Regions from separate parts of the Mus musculus genome. Here region 1 is linked to region 2. Evidence: chromatin loops called from intact Hi-C (ENCODE). Cell type or tissue: left cerebral cortex. All regions are shown on one strand.

Region 1 (8,000 bases), 250 kb before region 2:
GACCCATCACTCAATTTGGGTAGCAGAGCACAGCCTGTGTTTGCAACTAGTTCCTGCCCTACTGAGACTGCCACACTCCAGGCTCGGGGAGTACTCGGGATGCCAGCTCAAGGCTGCTAGGACTTGGTAACTTTCCCAGATAAGATTTCGTTTCGGACTTAACTCTCCAGTGCTGTACATTCCAGCGGATACACGTGCGTCCCTTCCTGCCCCTTCCCTGTTCTGCAGGCCCGTGGGTGAATGCTGCACCCCATAAAGACACCCTGTAACATATGGGCTCCTCCATGCGCAAATGTTTAGAGAAGGAGACCCCAGATGCCAGATCACTTCCCGGGCATGATTCCAGCGACTGGGATAAAACAAATGCTGGGACGCAACTGGCTGACTTTGTGACCTGCTTTTCCGGCAGGACACTCAAAGCTCAGGCCACCTGCGTGGCCTGGAAGCTTGGGACACCTGGCATGAAATTTGTGGAGCCAGCTTGCCGCGGAGCCCCGTGACCTGGTTTCCTCCGCAGCTGCGTGCAGGCATTAACACCGCTTCAGCCAATGACCTCAGCAAGGGGAGATTTGGAATTCTAGAAGCTCTCTTCTGGGAAAGGATCGCTGTGCATCTGACAGTGCCCCCTTAAAGGAAAACAAAGTTTGCCTTGGCTAATGGTAAGTTAGTTTTGGGCATCCTTCCCCTACTACTCCCGCCAAAAGGGTTTGTGCACAGAACGATCTGCATAGCCAACCCCGGAACTAACTAACGTATTTGCCTACCTGGATCGCCTAGGAGATAATTCATCCATTGGGAGACCTTCTGCTTGAAGGCAAGTGTAAGATAATAGCCAAACCAAAGAGAATAGTGAAGGAACTAGCTTTTCTGCGCGTGCCCTTCGGAAACCCCTTTCCAGGAGCAGTATTCGCTGAACTTTTCCCAGACAATTCATTTCTGTCTGAATTCCCACTGATAATGAAGCTGTTTAAGTGAAAGTTGAAGTTTCAGAAGGATCGGATAGAATAGGAAAGCAAATTCAAGTATTTTTTTTTCCTTAAAGGTAATTCCCAAGATGGCCTGTGCTTGCTCATTTTTAATAAATTTCTGTTCCAGTAATACTACAGCAGCATCCCAAGCATAGAGTTCAATCCGTCGGACACTGTGGTGTAGGCAACACCAAAGGACTATTTTCTCTTCACACCTAAGTATCGTCCCATGTTCCTGCTGCTCAGTTTTCCTCACAACTCATCTTGGGCGTTTTTGAGAAATCTCTCGTTAGGTCCAATTATTTGTTTCACTGGGAAAAACAAAAGAAACAAAAACTCTCTTCTGTGCTAGACGTAATTTGAAGACACTGGAATGTGCTTCCCTGGTTTTCTAGAAGACATAAGCAATCCACAGGTACACCAAATGATGTGACCAATGACAACACCAGCTAACATTAGCAGAGGCAAAACCAGTACGTTTTGGACCATCCTTTCCTTACTTACACTTGGAGCAGGTTGAGTGTAAAGTCATCAGACTATGTGGGGAAACTGAAAGCAGGCCTCAAAGGATTATAGTGCCAAAATAGTATTCGAATGACTCCAAGGTAGACAAACAGCTTTTCCACCAAAGTGGCCATATTCCCTGAATACATTTATCACCCCTACAACAGGGTCCCTGTTCTAAATGCAACTTGCTGTCTGGTGGCCTTAAAACAATGAAGGCTTCAAAATCCTTTAGGGAAAGTTTTTGAAAAGCCTTGAGATGAAGACATGTGTGAAGTTCCCACTAGAGATCTCTCCACAAGCATCCTTCACATGGAAGGGGGAAATCAACAAAAAGGGAGGTGTAGTTAAGGGTTCAATGGGGGGAGGGGGGAGGGGAGGGAAGGAGAGAGAGAGAGAGAGAGGTGTGTGTGTGTGTGTGTGTGTGTGTGTGTGTGTGTGTGTGTGTGTGTTGGTGGGGGTGAGGTTGCTGCAAAGAAGGCTCATTGGTCATTTGGTTTTTAGTGTAGAGGCTTCAGTGTACACCAGACACAAACATGATGTTCTCTAAGAACTGAAGTCAGAAGCCAAGATGACAGCGACTTTTCATAAAGAACCAGTTGGTTCCTCGGTATCTTTGTCTCAGGATCACTCCCAGATAGACATGTGTGGACACGGAGGCCTTTGATATACCATCAGCAAACCTCGGTCTTTCAAATTGTATTACTTGATAGATTCTCTATGTGTCCTTAATGGATGATAGGAAGCTTGAAGTTCTAGAATGTAGGACATCCCTTGGGGGAAGTATCACTACTAGATCCTAAAGTGGGCTTAAAAAATGCAGATTGGTCACTTATGTGGAGAGTAATTCTTTTCCTTCTGGAAGAGACACCTACAAAGTTCTGACAGGGAACCTGTATGGCAATTACTGCACCTAAGTGATTTGTCCTTGATCCTTAAACCCAACACCTTTCAGATAGAGAATCTTCAAGTGACAATCAACACCCTTAGGCTCAAAACTGGCTTGTAGTTAATACCTGCAGAGGAAGCTGTGGTCTCCTTGCTTCTTTTCAAGGAGTCAACGAAAAGGCATCAACTATCCAAAGTATTATACTGACCTAAAAATATTTTTTGTAAACTTTCCAAATATTTGCTTTGAGGAAAATAGTTATTTATTGTCAAAGCATCCAACATACCTGGATAAACTATACCGTTTAATAAATCTCTTAGGGATAGAAGAAACACATAACTATTCAGACTCCATGTCACTGGCACAAAATTACACTTTGTATTAAAAGGGAATACATATTTACATCATTGATGACATTCTTCACTGAAGTCCATAATCATTTCATGATACATGCACTTCCCCCTGGAAACTTAAACCGAATGGCGCCCCCCTTTTTATCCATTTTGTTTATTTTTGTAAGAACACAGCTGTCATCAGGAAATGCAGAACGCATCTCCTCTTCCTCCATTACTTTATATCTAAAATAAACTTTGTCCTTACATATAATTATTACATCTAAACCATAAGTGCTTAATAATTTAAGTAGAAACGTATGACAAATGCATCAATATGTTGCAATATATGACATTTTTTTAAAAATGTACTTTTGTTTTTGGGAAAGTGAAAATTCGTGCATTCAAAAGAAAACCCCGCTCAAACAACCCACCCAATCCAAAATCCACCATCCTGTGCATCGTGTGCGTGCGTCCGTGTGTGCGTTCGTGCGTGCGTGTGTGTGTGTGTGTGTGTGTGTGTGTGTGTGTGTGTGTGTGAAATTAAACATTTGGATGATGAGGCTCCTGGCGAGGGGAGGGACCTGTGTGTGCACGTGTTTGGTTGCAGTGTTTGGGGGCATAAGGTAGTGGTGGATGTCATCCTCGCGTGTCTGCTCCTGCAGGTGGCTTGACTGTGCGTGCACACGCGTGGAAAGCCGGAGTCTTTTACGCAACAATTAATTATGCGAGGTCATGTGCCGGGACAGGTGGTGACGCTCCCTGAAGGACTCGTTGCAAATGGGGCACTTGAGTTTCTCCTCCCGCCGCCGCTTCACCAGGGGCTCCATGGCATACTCCTTTTTGTGGTGAGACCGCATATGGTACACCAGGTCGGAGGTCATGCGGAAGGAGGCGTTGCATTTGGCGCACCAGTTCTGCGCGGGCAGACACAGCGAAGTGAAGGAGGGCGGCAGCAGGGTGAGCGCGGAGGGCAGTTGCAGCTGCAGGGGCCCGGCGGCGGCCGCCGCCGCCGCTGCCGCCGCAGCCGAGCTCTTGGGCCAGAAGGCGGTGGCGTAGAGGAAGGGGCTCTGCTTGGGCAAGCCACCGCCACCGCCGCTCGCCAGGGGCCCGCAGGCTCCGTTCAGGTCCGCTGCCCCCTGCAGCTTCACAGCCAGCGGATCGGCGGCGGCCGGGTAGAGTCTGGTGGGACCCACGCCGTCTCCCGGGTGACACGGCTCGAGAGCGCCCAGCTTCTGGCCGAGGACCAACGGGGACAGCTGCGAGAAGGAGCGCGCGGGCTGCGAGAAGGCGCTCTTCCGCTCGTCCGATGCGGCCGTTTGGCCGCCCCCCGAGCCCCCCGCAGTCCCCGCGGTCCCCGCGCCGCCACCGCCGCCCAGCTGCGACACCGAGGTGAAGGCGCTGCCGCGCGCGGGGCTCCCGCCCTCCAGCCGTCCGGGCAGAGAGCCTCCGGGACGCGGAGCCAGCAACTTCTCGGGGGCCCCAGGCGACCCCGCCGCGGGGGTGGACGAGCCGTTGCTGCCGCCGCCGGCGACACCGCCTCCCGCGTCGGGGTCCTCGGCCGTGCCCCCTGCGCCGTCTGTCGCCGCCGCCTCCTCCTGCAAGCCCACCGCGCGGCCCGCCTTCTTCACCTCCACGAAGGCGCTGCGCTTCGCCTCGCCAGTCTCCGGGCTGGGCGGCGCGAAGAGCCGGCCGTTCTCCTCCAGGCCGAAGTAGCTGCCGGCGGCGCGGTACTGCTGCGGCGTGCACACCAACTCCTCCTTGGAGGTCGCCAGCGGCCTCTCGGAGAAGCGCGCACGGCCGCCCGCCAGCCCCGCGCCGCCGCCCTCCGCCGCCGCCTCCTCTGGGAACCGCCTCTTGCCTTTGCAGCCGCCGGTGGCGACGCCGTCGGGACTCAGCTCCGCCTCCTGGTGGCCGCTGCCGCCACTGCCGACGCCCGGGGCCGCTACGCAACTGCTGCTTCCCCGGGAGTTTTCCAGTTCCCGAGCCAAGTTGTGGAAGTCCGTGGACGGCTTGGCGCTGCCGGCACCCGCGGAGCCCGGCGGGTTGCTCGCCTCCGGGGATGACGCGGGGTAGTGGTGTATGGGGCCGGCTTTGCAGAACTTGGGGCCCGGGATCAACGGCGCCTCCTGTTGCTGCTGCTGTTGCTGCTGCTGTTGCTCTTTACCACCGCCGCCGCCGCCGTGGTCCTTAGTGCCCAAGCCGCCCCCTTGCTCGTCTTGGGGATTCGCATCAGTGCTGTGAAGTCTCTTGGGGCAGCGGAATCGCAGATGTGCCACATAGGGGAACTCAAACTGGAAACGTTGGCTGCATTCCAGGCATGTGTAAGGAGACGACCCTGCTTAGTGAGCAAACACACACACACACACACACACACACACACACACACACACACACACACACACCCCACATGGTTAGTTAGCATCGCCCCTAGGCCACTTAGCCATCCTCCCCATAACAAATCCACTTTATCTTTCTGGGCTGAGTGCCCAAAAAAATGAATACACTATCCTATTTGGTGCAACTTACTTTCTTGATTTGTGCATTTACTAAGTCAAACGCTCCCCAACTTTTCCTTCCCCTTCTGTCCTAGTTCCATTCGGGACAACACCTCAGAAGCTTCGTCCACCCTATGATGTGCAAGGTGAGCCCAGGCACCCGAGCCAACCTACCGTTCATTTTGTGAGCTCTAGACGGGCAGAGCAAGAGCAATTCAGTCAGTTCTTTCCCGTACCAAACTAGTAACTCTTCATCTTTGGCAATCCTGCGGAGAGAGCGGTAGAACAGCTGTCCATTTTTTATATAAGCTTCGAGATTCTGTTCTTCCTTATCTCGGGCTGATTGGACCAGCCGCAGCCACATGAGACCTTCTGAGGAACCATTTGCCGCCGAAGTGTCTACCTACAGTATTTAAGAAAGACAAGAAGAGAGGGATCCACGTGAAAGACGGCAACCAGAGAAACCAGAGATATTTCATCTGTCTGGCTTTTGTTCTTTCCAAACAATTATCTGAAACCAAGTTTGCAAAAGTTGACCAAAGTCGAACTGCATCCCTGCATTTGTGGTCAATGGGCACAGTGGCCATCCTTTGCAATATTGGGTCAGTCTTACAGAGTAGCCTCTTTAGAATCTCCCTTTCAGTTACCTCACATGACAAAAGGAGAGGAAATTTCCCGTGTTTCAGAAGTAAAAGGCAAGTTCGGGTCTTAGTAATTATTCTATGGCACTCACGCCCATCTTCCTAACTGACATGAAGGACTAACAGCTTTACTTCATGATGAAAGACTAGGAACTCTGGGGTGGGGAAACTGGGAGTAACATTTAGCATGTAAATAAATAAAATAATTAATAAAAAAAGAACTACTAGGAAGAAAGAGGCCTGTTACAAACACAAACGTGGATTATAGATGCTTTGCTGCCAAAACAATTAACGTTTTAATTTAAATACAAACTCTGAACACTAGCTAATGTTAACTAAAGAAAGCAATAATCAGGCGATGGGGAGACCTCCCAGGTTACAAAATAAATATACTCAATACTTGTAAAAGTTCTCTCAAGGACTACTTAATATGTAAATAGCCCCAGTACTAACAAGGTCTCCTTAGCAATTTAGGAAGCCCTAATCTAGGGAACCCAGAACTAGAGTACCGATTCAGGCAACCTTGGCATTGTCTTTTTCTTTTTCTCAGTAAAATCACTTGATGATTTGAATCTAGTTTTTCTTTTCTAATTTTTGTTGTGTTCGCTCTGCTCTGACTGCTCAGATGATTACATTGTCCTTAGGATGTCTCCTTCCTCACTCCCAACAGGAAATTACCCTCAGACACCTCCATCACACTTGCTGAGACTCACCCGGAAGATGTAAGGTACTGTTCTCTTGTCCGTGGACTTGAGGGCTACGAAGGCTATGCTGTCATACAGGGAAGTATGGCTCAGTACACAGGGACCGAATATGGCGTTCTCTGGGATGTCGCAGGTTGTATATACACTGGTAAAAATGTCTGTCAGACACTGTTGGACAGCCTTGGCATCTCCATCCCAGATGCCTCTCTGGATGCCTGAATCCTCCATCACTGGAGACAGATACCCAGGACGAGAAGAGAGTTGTTATTGCCTTTTCTGCTACGAACCTCGGCAGAGCGTTTCCGCTACCAGACATATTTTCTTTGCACTTGCCGGCTTTTTTACATAGCTCCTACTTTAAAAATAAAGCCGATCAATCTGTCATGCTTTAAAGATGCCAACTTCGAAGTATTATTCCTTCCTTTTAAATAACTGGAACAGGAAGCATGGGAGCACACTTCCTGCTTGAGAAAAAGAAAATAGAGAGCCGGTGAAGACTGGAGCAGGCTGTGTCTATGCTACCTCGGGATTTATAGAGTGGGGCATTGGGGCGAAGGTAGGGCTTTTGTAGGTTTGTTTGCTTTAAAACCAGCATATGCAAAATTTCTGACTGCATAACTCCCCCCCCAAAAAAAAAACCCGCACTTTTAATCTTTGGGGGACAGTCCTGTCCTATGTACTAAGCCCAGTGTCTCATTGTGATTTCTTCTTTTCTTCTAACAAGGGGAGCAGCCTTAGCTAGCAGGCGGGGACCACGGAGCATGGCGAATGGATTTCAAGTGGAGTGTCAGGGCCACTAATTCTATGTCAGCTAACCTTTCTTTGCAGCCTACAAGAAGGGACGCATGTCTGCTCATTACCATAATCCAGCACTGTCCCTCTGAGGCTTTAATTAAAAGCAGCAAGCAGAGGTAATTATTTTTTCTCGACATGCTTATTTATGGATGAGGTTGAATCCCAGTTACCTTGTTATACAAGAGGGTGGATTGAGTCGCCTGTGGCCCATGAAGCGAGCAGGTATAGGGCAGGCTTGAAGTGTCCCCTGTCTGAAATTCTGTGTGTAATGACTGGTGAATTCTCACTTCCCTTGATACCACCCTGTTTGGGCTAGAAGGGGTCAGCCCTGCTTGAATGGTCCTGAGTGGGCCCTCCAGCTGTTTAATCCGCAGCAATTTAGAAGTAATGCCCCAGTGGCGGGCTCTCTATTAAGCCGTCTTACAGGGATCGTTTCCTTCCTCAGCCACTGGACACCCCCTGTAATACTTAGCACTTAAAGAAAGCAATCATTTAAATTATTTAAACTAGGTCTTAGTTAGCCATGCCATTTTTCTTGGGGAAATCTAACAATTCCTCTAAGTTGGTTTTTCCCTAGCAGTTTCACCAGTGACAGTGATTGTCTCTGTATTTATATACCTTAAGTGGCCGTGGGGAAAACCGATCTTACTCTTTTCTTGTTCAGCTAGC
Region 2 (8,000 bases):
GGAACAGGGCAGAGAGAGAGTATAGGGGACTTTCGGATAGGAAACTAGGAAAGGGGCTAGCATTTGAAATGTAAATGAAGAAAATATGCAATAAAAATTAACATAAAAAAGAACTACAAAAAGAAAATACACATGCATTCTTTATATTCAAATAAGAGAAAGAGAGAGCAAGAGAGAGAAAGGAAGAGAGAGAGAGAGAGAGAGAGAGAGAGAGAGAGAGAGAGAGAAGAGAATGGTGAGGAAACAGGCAGGAAGATGTCTGGACTGTCCTGTCCAGCCATCCCAGTCTAATGGGCTAGCTTCAGGTCTCTATGAGAGACCTTGTCTCAAAATCCAGGATGGAGGGAACCTGAAGAATTGAAACCTGAGGTTGATCTTTGGCATCCACACATGTATGTCTACACTTGAACATGCACATATATAACCAAACATACAGGAAAAATAATAATGATGAGTGGTAAGGAACCCATTAAAGCTCAGGAGAAAAGTAACTGGAGTTAGTATACTAATTTATCTTTTTACACCGGACTGGTGAATCAAAGGACTGTGGGCAGCATAAGAGCTTGGTACTCTGGGATGATTTGATTGACAGCAATGTCTCCTTCATTTTAAAGGTCCGCTGGGGAGATAAAGGATCTACAGAGGAAGGTGCAAGGCTAGAGAAAGCAAAAAATGCTGTGGTGATGGTCCCTGAAGAAGAGATCCCCATCCCATCCAGACCACCTCGACCCAGACCCACACACCAGGCACCTCAGACAAAGTGGTACACGCCAATCAAGGTACGTGTCTGTGTTTTGTGTGCTATAGCTGAAACCTAATGGGGACTTCACTTTTACAGTCTCTCCTGTCCCCCGAGAAAGACTAAGGTCCATAAAATAGTAGACAATCCATTTTTATGCTTTAGCAACTGTATATTTTCTTAGCACAAGTCTTTAAGTTTTTCTATTTATTTACCTGCTTAGTTGATTAACAAAAATGAAGCAATCCAGGTTTACAAGTCCAATATCTCTTTAGGGTCGTTTGGATGCACTCTGGGCTTTGATCATGAAGCAGTATGACCGGGTGTCCTTGATGAGACCCCAGGAAGGTGATGAGGTATGTGATTTCTTGAGAAAGGTGGCTGGGGGCAGGGCATGTAATGAAAGTAACTTAAAACTTCCTGTGGGCATGCAGGATTGAATTGATGCTGACCGCTGCACGTTCATGTTACATAGGGTGCTTGTTAAGTTCTGTGTTTTCAGAATGCATTTTTCAAGCCAATTTCATACCACTGCCTTTCCAGATAATTAATTAAAGTCGTAAGTCTGCTCATTGCTTCGGTATTTGACTTTGAAGGCATGTGTTCTGAGTTATTTTCCTTCGGAAGAAACAGACTGGGAATTAGCATCTGAAGTCTTTTTCTTCTAGCATTTGTGGCAGTGAGATCTGGGGAAACCACCTCAGAACTGTTTCTTTAGGTATAAACCTGTTACCTGCCTTTAATAGTGGTAGCGGTCACAGTCTGGTTTCTGAAATATGTCAAGGTGTCCTGAAGGCTTGAAGTACTGCAGAAATCTGTAATAGTGGTGTTTAGATGCATATCCTTAAAAGTGTGCTGTATGCCTGTCTTTTCCTTATCAAGGACTCCACTTCAAGCTCTCATTTTAGAAATCTGCCAAGAATTATTCTGCTCTTAGTATTTTTCCTAATAACGTGCACCATTTCCTAGTGCTACAATTTTAGAAAAGTTGTTCAGAGCCTCCTCATATGCACCAGTGGTGGCTCTGGTTAAGAGACCCAGTGCTGTTCATGATGCTCTCGTGCTCTCATGGTGTGAGTACAGGCCTTCCTTTCCTACTGAGGAGAACACCATGCACACCTCAGAGGAGTTTGGCTTTCACATTTAGGCCTGGCATGCTGCTCTTGAAAACTTTGGAGTCATCCATCAAATTAGCATTTGTGCTGTGAAGCCAAGATGCACTTAGCATTAGCTAGTTTTAACTTGGTGTTTAAAGTGTAAAAGAATTTTAGATTTGTTTATTAATTTTTTGTTGTTGTTTTACTTCTATCAATTTAGGAACATTTCAGAAATATCTGAGGCCAGCCAGTTAGGGTACACAACTTGAGAATATATAGCTGAACTTTCCAGCGGGAGGCCAGTGTGCTCTGCTAAGACCACTGGGAGAGAGAGCTATGTGTGTCTAGGTAGCAGCCTCTCCTATTACCAGGTCATCGGCACATTAGCGATAGAAACTTCCTTTATATGGAAATTCATGCATCATAAATTCAAGTGTGGGCTTGTGCTCTGTTTCTGGGTCTGCTTGTAACCTTTCTCCTTCTCAAGACTGCTGGAGTCTCACTCACTTCGTTCATTACAATGACTTTCAAGCCTCATCTCAGGGTGTTCCTCACCATGTTAGATGTTCGTTTGTATGGTTAATAATTTCCATCTTATTAAGTGCTGGGGATTGAGTAAATGGAGATAATTGGGGGAGGGGTGGGGTTTCAGTTCTCTTCCTAATATTGTATATGCTCTTCTAGCTATTGTGGAAAACTTGGGATATTTGTAAAATCTACTCCCCTAAAATCCACCCATACCTGATTAAACTGAGTTAAACATTAAACCTTGACTAAATTTACATATACATACTTCATATGAATATGAACTGTACTTATGTGAATGAGATCTTCATTTTCATCTGATTATCAGTTTGCTCTAAAAATTTACTTTCCACTAAACTATCCTATTAAATGTTAGGAACTCTATATAAACAGTCTGTTTTCAGCATAGGTAAGTATGTTAAATTCCTTTTGAAACAGTTTGGCTATCATATCAACTAACTCATCGGAACAAGTGTTATCTGATATTAAGGTCAATTTCTTTAAAGAAAAAAAATTGAAATTTATCAACTTGTAAGTTGGTGTTATTACTCATTTTATTTTCCTGTGTCTCCTGTGGTCGTCAATCTTCTTTGAATGCACACTTATACACAACATATCGTTTTACACTGGTTTGTGCCTTTTATGAGGAATTGGGTGTTGGGTACAGAAGCGTGCGTGAGCGCGTGCGTGTGAGTGTGTGTGTGTGTGTGTGTGTGTGTGTGTGTGATTGTAAAATAGTTTGCTCATTTTAGACATTAGGCAGGCTTGGAACCTCCGGGATTTAGATGGTCGTCCTCATTTGCATGGTCAGGGCATAAAGAATATCTTTTCTCCTGGATACCAAACAGCGGCATTCTCTGAGGGTGGACTGGGAGGCTGACTTTAAGCTGCATGACAGATAATAAGGCACACTTTTTCTAAGGGTTTGACTAATGGCTCCAAGGAACACAACCCCAGTCTATCCAGCAGCTTGTTTTGTGCTTTGGAAAACAGCCTTGTCATTTCGGTAGGAACAGTTTATTGCAGATTCTGCCTCCTGAGAGCTCTGTATGATAAACAAACCGGAGAGCGAGTGCAGCACTGCAGCGAGTCCCGCAGGTGGGGCAGTGAGCCCTTCACGGTGCCTTTGGAGCCCAGGCTGTGCTGGGGCGCAGTGGCCACGGGGCTCCCTGGCCTAGTTCTGGCGCGGCCCCGGGGTCCTTGATGCGGAGGCTGGAGCTGGTGCGCGCAGTATCAAAGCGGTCGCCGGGACGGGCGAGCTCCCCGCGCGGGGCTGCGGGCGGGCGGGCGTGGGCTTTGATGCGGGCGCCGGGTCCTGGGAGTCGCTGGTTTGGCGGCCAGGTGCGAGCTAGCAGGTTGTCCCGACATCTGCTGGCGGCCGCGCTGCCGATTGTCAGCGGAGGTAGTTGAGAGCGGCAGGACCGTTTTTTGGTCTCGCGCGCGCTGCCTGGAGGCCCCAAACTCCAAAGGTAGGAGCGGGGTGGACACAGCTGCGCTCCCAAACTTGCCCGAGGCACAAATAGGAGATCTAATGCAGTTTGACTCCGCGGCGGTGGGGAGACAGGACAGAGAGCCACTTCAGAGACAACTTACCGCTGCAACATCTGCCGCCAAGTTTCCAGGGAGTGACAGGGGACAGCAGGTACAGATCGAAGTCTCTGCACAAACAACCTCCATTAAGCCCTGAACTCTTTTGAAGGGTCTCCATCAAACGGGCTGGATTCCGCAGCAGGAGTTTGTTTGGTTTTCAAAGCAGTTTTTTTTTCTTTTCTTTTCTTTTTTTGTATGTGTGTGTGTGTGTGTGTGTGTGTGTGTGTGTTTTCCCCCTCAATAACAAGGTAATTTATAAATGATGCATTACCATGCGTCCTCTTTTTATTTTTTTCCCCTATGAAAAGAGAGTTAGAGAAGCAGAAAGGCAAAGAAAAAAGAAAGCACAGCACTAGGCTGGAGTTGTTCCACAAACCAATTAAATCTCTGAAGGCCTTCTTGACTGTGTTTGAGGTTATGTTAACCTTCAAACGGCTCCTCACTCACCCGTGAGTAGGCAGCAACTTACAGATTCAACACAAGAATCCCAGAATATGCCTGAAACACACGGATTTCCGCTTGCATCTAACGTTCTATAGATTTTCTTATCTCTGCAGATGTGAAGTTTAAGGTTCTCTTTTCAAAGGAATATGGGATTTAGCTTTGCTGGTGGTAGTTTCTTCTCCTCGCCCCCTCCCCCTGAAAATAAGAATATCTAGGAAATTGAATGGCACAACAGTTTGTTTGTCAGGATTCCATACTTGTAGTACCTTAAAATGAGGCGGTGTCGGCGGAGAGAAAATTCATCAATTAGTTTAATGTTTACCAAAAGAGTTGTAAAAACTCATATTAGTGCACAGGTGTATATTTATACAATGGCAATGGGATGGGCTAAAATAGTAGCCTGGCAAGTAAAGACTACAGTCATGTGATTATACCCCATCATGCAGTAAGGCGGCTGCATGATGTTGAGATGAGAGCAGTCTTATAAATGTATGCTTAGGAGCAAAGGATTAGCCGAAGAGCAGGGCCTGGGGTTAGACGCTGGAGTTGGCAGTGCCATAGTAGTGCATGTGTATATCAAGGTAAAGCCAGACCTCCTATGTGGAGAACACTTATACATTATACAGCCGTGCTCCATATTCCTCCAAATGACTGAGGTCCACATGGATAGAACATCATTCTTCCACTTTTTAAAAGTTCATAGCAAAACCAAGACAAGATGCATCACGATCTTAGGACGCTCAAGTTTCTTTCAAAGATGGCATCAAGAAAGCTTTGTAACTGTAGAGGCCAATGGCTGAAGCTCGCTTCCGGTTTATTATCCCCGGTTGCAGATTTATGTCCACAGCTGTGTTCGTCCTGCTTCTGAGTCCTCATAGCTAAGCAAACAGGCCTGACTGTCTTTGAATGGCACCTTCTTCAGTGACCCCAGCCTCCCTAAATGTCACTCTCTGGGCTTAGGAATCACATGGTGCACCCTTCAGCCACGCCAACCGCAAACTGACCAACACTTCCATATTAGGACTTCCCACCACCTGCCTCTGTTGTCTACCATGTTTGTGGCATAAACCTCTCGTGGGTTTCCTGTAGAAGACTGATCTTTCACTCAAATAATTCTGAAGTTACGATAGTTTTTAGCATACTATGAATGACTTCAGACTTTGAAATACATTTGCCAAAACCTTAAACTTAAAAAAGTTTTATTTTGTATCCTCAGCTATTATTTGCTGTTGTCATCTTTTTAAATGACTACATTCATACATTTTGTTTTAAAAAAATTAGTTTATGTATTTTGTGACATATGGGTGAGCTTTATAATATGTTTTATGGGATCCAGAAAAACCTCCTATTTTAGCCCAAGTCAGTCCTAATGACCACAAAACACTTATACTTTTATATACTATTTTCAGTAATTAAAATGAAAATATAGAGATAAGTATAAAACTGTTGAAAAAACCCTATGACATATACAATTAATTATTGTCCTTTAGGCCAATTATGATCAGACAAACACTTCTTAGAGAACACTTCCAACTCTTTTTTTTTTTGAAAAGTCCAAATCTTTAAAATTTTGATTTTGTTTTATTAGATATTTCCTCTTTCTTTCTTTCTTTCTTTCTTTCTTTCTTTCTTTCTTTCTTCCTTCCTTCCTTCCTTCCTTATTTATTTATTTACTATTATTTATTTATTTATTTATTTATTTTTTCGAGACAGGGTTTCTCTGTATAGCCCTGGCTGTCCTGGAACTCACTTTGTAGACCATGCTTTATTTACATTTCAAATGTTGTCCCCTTTCCTGATTCCCCTCTGAAACCCCCTATCTCCTCCCCCTCCCCCTGCTCACTAACCCACCCCACTTCCAACTCTGCCTCTCAGGTAACCTTAGCATCTTACATTTTCATTATTTCTTTCTGTATTTATTTTAAAACATAACCCGCCTAGTCCACTCAGTATGGCCTGTGTGTACTTGTGATTCCTACAGAGTTCTAGGGTTAGATAGCCTCTTACGGGCTCCTTCCTGGAGGAGATTGATTCTTCCTTTCTCAGTAGCCATTGGTCACTTAGAGCTCTTCATCCAAGTTTGGGGCCTTGTGAGATGCTCCTCATGTACACTGGCATTTCAGCTGGTGCTGCCATGGTGCAGGTCTTGCTCAGGTGAACATAGAGCTGAAATTTTATGGGTACAGCTTCCCTGTCCAACCTTTAACTCAGGACATCTTTTAAAGTGCCATTTCTTCCTCTCTCTTTTTTCTTTAAAATATTTGTAATGTGTCTGCAGGTTTTCCCTGCATGTATATTTATGTGCTACATTTGTGCAGTGCAGGTAAAGGTACGAACAGGACATCAGATCACCCAGAAGTTGAGTTAAAGATAGTTTTAAGCCATGATGTAGGTGCTGGGAATAACACCTGGGTCATCTGGAAGAGCAGCCAGTGTTCTTAACTGCTGAGCCATCTCTTCAGACCCAACTAACTACCTTTGGCTGATACATGATAAAATTTCTACTAGAATAATCCAGATCATGAGCATGTCTCGACCCCATTGACTGCTACAGGGGTGTGTGACTGTATAGATGGATGTACGTTTACACTGTAGTTATAGAAATGTTTGCAGTACTGTAGACCGTACTTGATCTTTATAAAAGTCTTCAACCAATGTCTCTTGCACTGGAAATGAACATTCACAAAGAATGTTCTTTGGCTGCCATTTCTTAGCTTAAATTTACCTCTTAACTATATAATTAACAGGTATGTGTTAATTCATTCTGGTTTCCTAAAGTGAGATGAAGGATATGAAAGATTCAATTACATAAATTACCAAGCTAGGCCAATCTGTGAAAAAGAACGTATATATAATACTTGACTATTTAATGAGCACTTTAGCAATTAACAAAGAAAATTATTTATAAGGACAGTGCCCCTTTTTAGATATATACATTGCTTTTTAGAAATATAAATTGTCTTTCATCTATAAGCGTCGGCACAGAAAAAAAATGCAAAATAAAAAAAAATGCAAGTGGTAGTCTTCCCCAGGGAAGAACACACCAATTGGCTGTTCAATTCCAAATAGTCAGCTCTTAAAACATATATACAATGGACTGAGCAGGTTATATTTAGGAATACATACAGGAGTATATTCAGGAGTATATAGAGGAATATATATATATATATATATGCATATATATATATATATACACACACACACACATACATATACATTTATATATATATAAATATAGTATATTTATAAAGTATAATATATATACTTTGTATATACTATATATATTATACTATATTTATATTTATATAGTATAATATATATAGTATATACAGGAATATATATGTGTGTATATATATATACACATATATATATATAGACACACGCATACATATACATTTAAATCTTTACCTGTATGCATGCTATAGCAGTTGACTTTTTAAAAGGCCATTAATATGTAAAAAGGTCTGGGTTTATATGAAAGGATTTGAAAGAGAATGAGAAATGTAATTATATTATGTTGTCAAAAACAAAGCAAAAACATTTTTTATAAAAGGCCAAAAGTTGACCTCAGTTTTTCAGGGCTGAGCACATTGTTTTTCTAAGCT

Evidence for each region. Peaks named below come from ENCODE experiments on the same cell type or tissue, not always from the same donor. Only the 100,000 strongest peaks of a DNase experiment are listed, where the experiment ranks them.
Region 1: a loop joins it to region 2, with 2.2 times the contacts of the local background. A loop is called at or near these places in 7 of 42 quality-filtered maps.

Annotation. Positions count from the first base shown.
Region 1 is chr5:98,182,055-98,190,054 of GRCm38, reverse strand. It overlaps Prdm8 (PR domain containing 8), which reads right to left. Exons shown (of 4, transcript NM_029947.2): 2 at 6,546-6,766; 3 at 5,366-5,594; 4 at 2,607-5,031. The coding sequence starts at 6,764. The coding sequence ends at 3,413. A730035I17Rik (RIKEN cDNA A730035I17 gene) reads left to right here and starts at 4,071. Exons shown (of 3, transcript NR_153823.1): 1 at 4,071-5,011; 2 at 5,287-5,337; 3 at 6,503-6,937. In left cerebral cortex, a CTCF peak has its summit at 4,607 (motif pointing left); DNase peaks (open chromatin) are centred at 5,878, 6,743, 7,557, 7,699 and 9 more places; H3K4me3 peaks cover 4,955 bases; H3K27ac peaks cover 3,446 bases.
Region 2 is chr5:97,931,182-97,939,181 of GRCm38, reverse strand. Antxr2 (anthrax toxin receptor 2) reads left to right here. Exons shown (of 17, transcript NM_133738.2): 15 at 615-779; 16 at 1,015-1,095. Among named protein-coding and RNA genes, the nearest start is that of Gm34226, 81 kb to the left of the region's middle. In left cerebral cortex, a CTCF peak has its summit at 3,454; DNase peaks (open chromatin) are centred at 1,830, 3,367, 3,806 and 4,433; H3K4me3 peaks cover 1,011 bases; H3K27ac peaks cover 759 bases.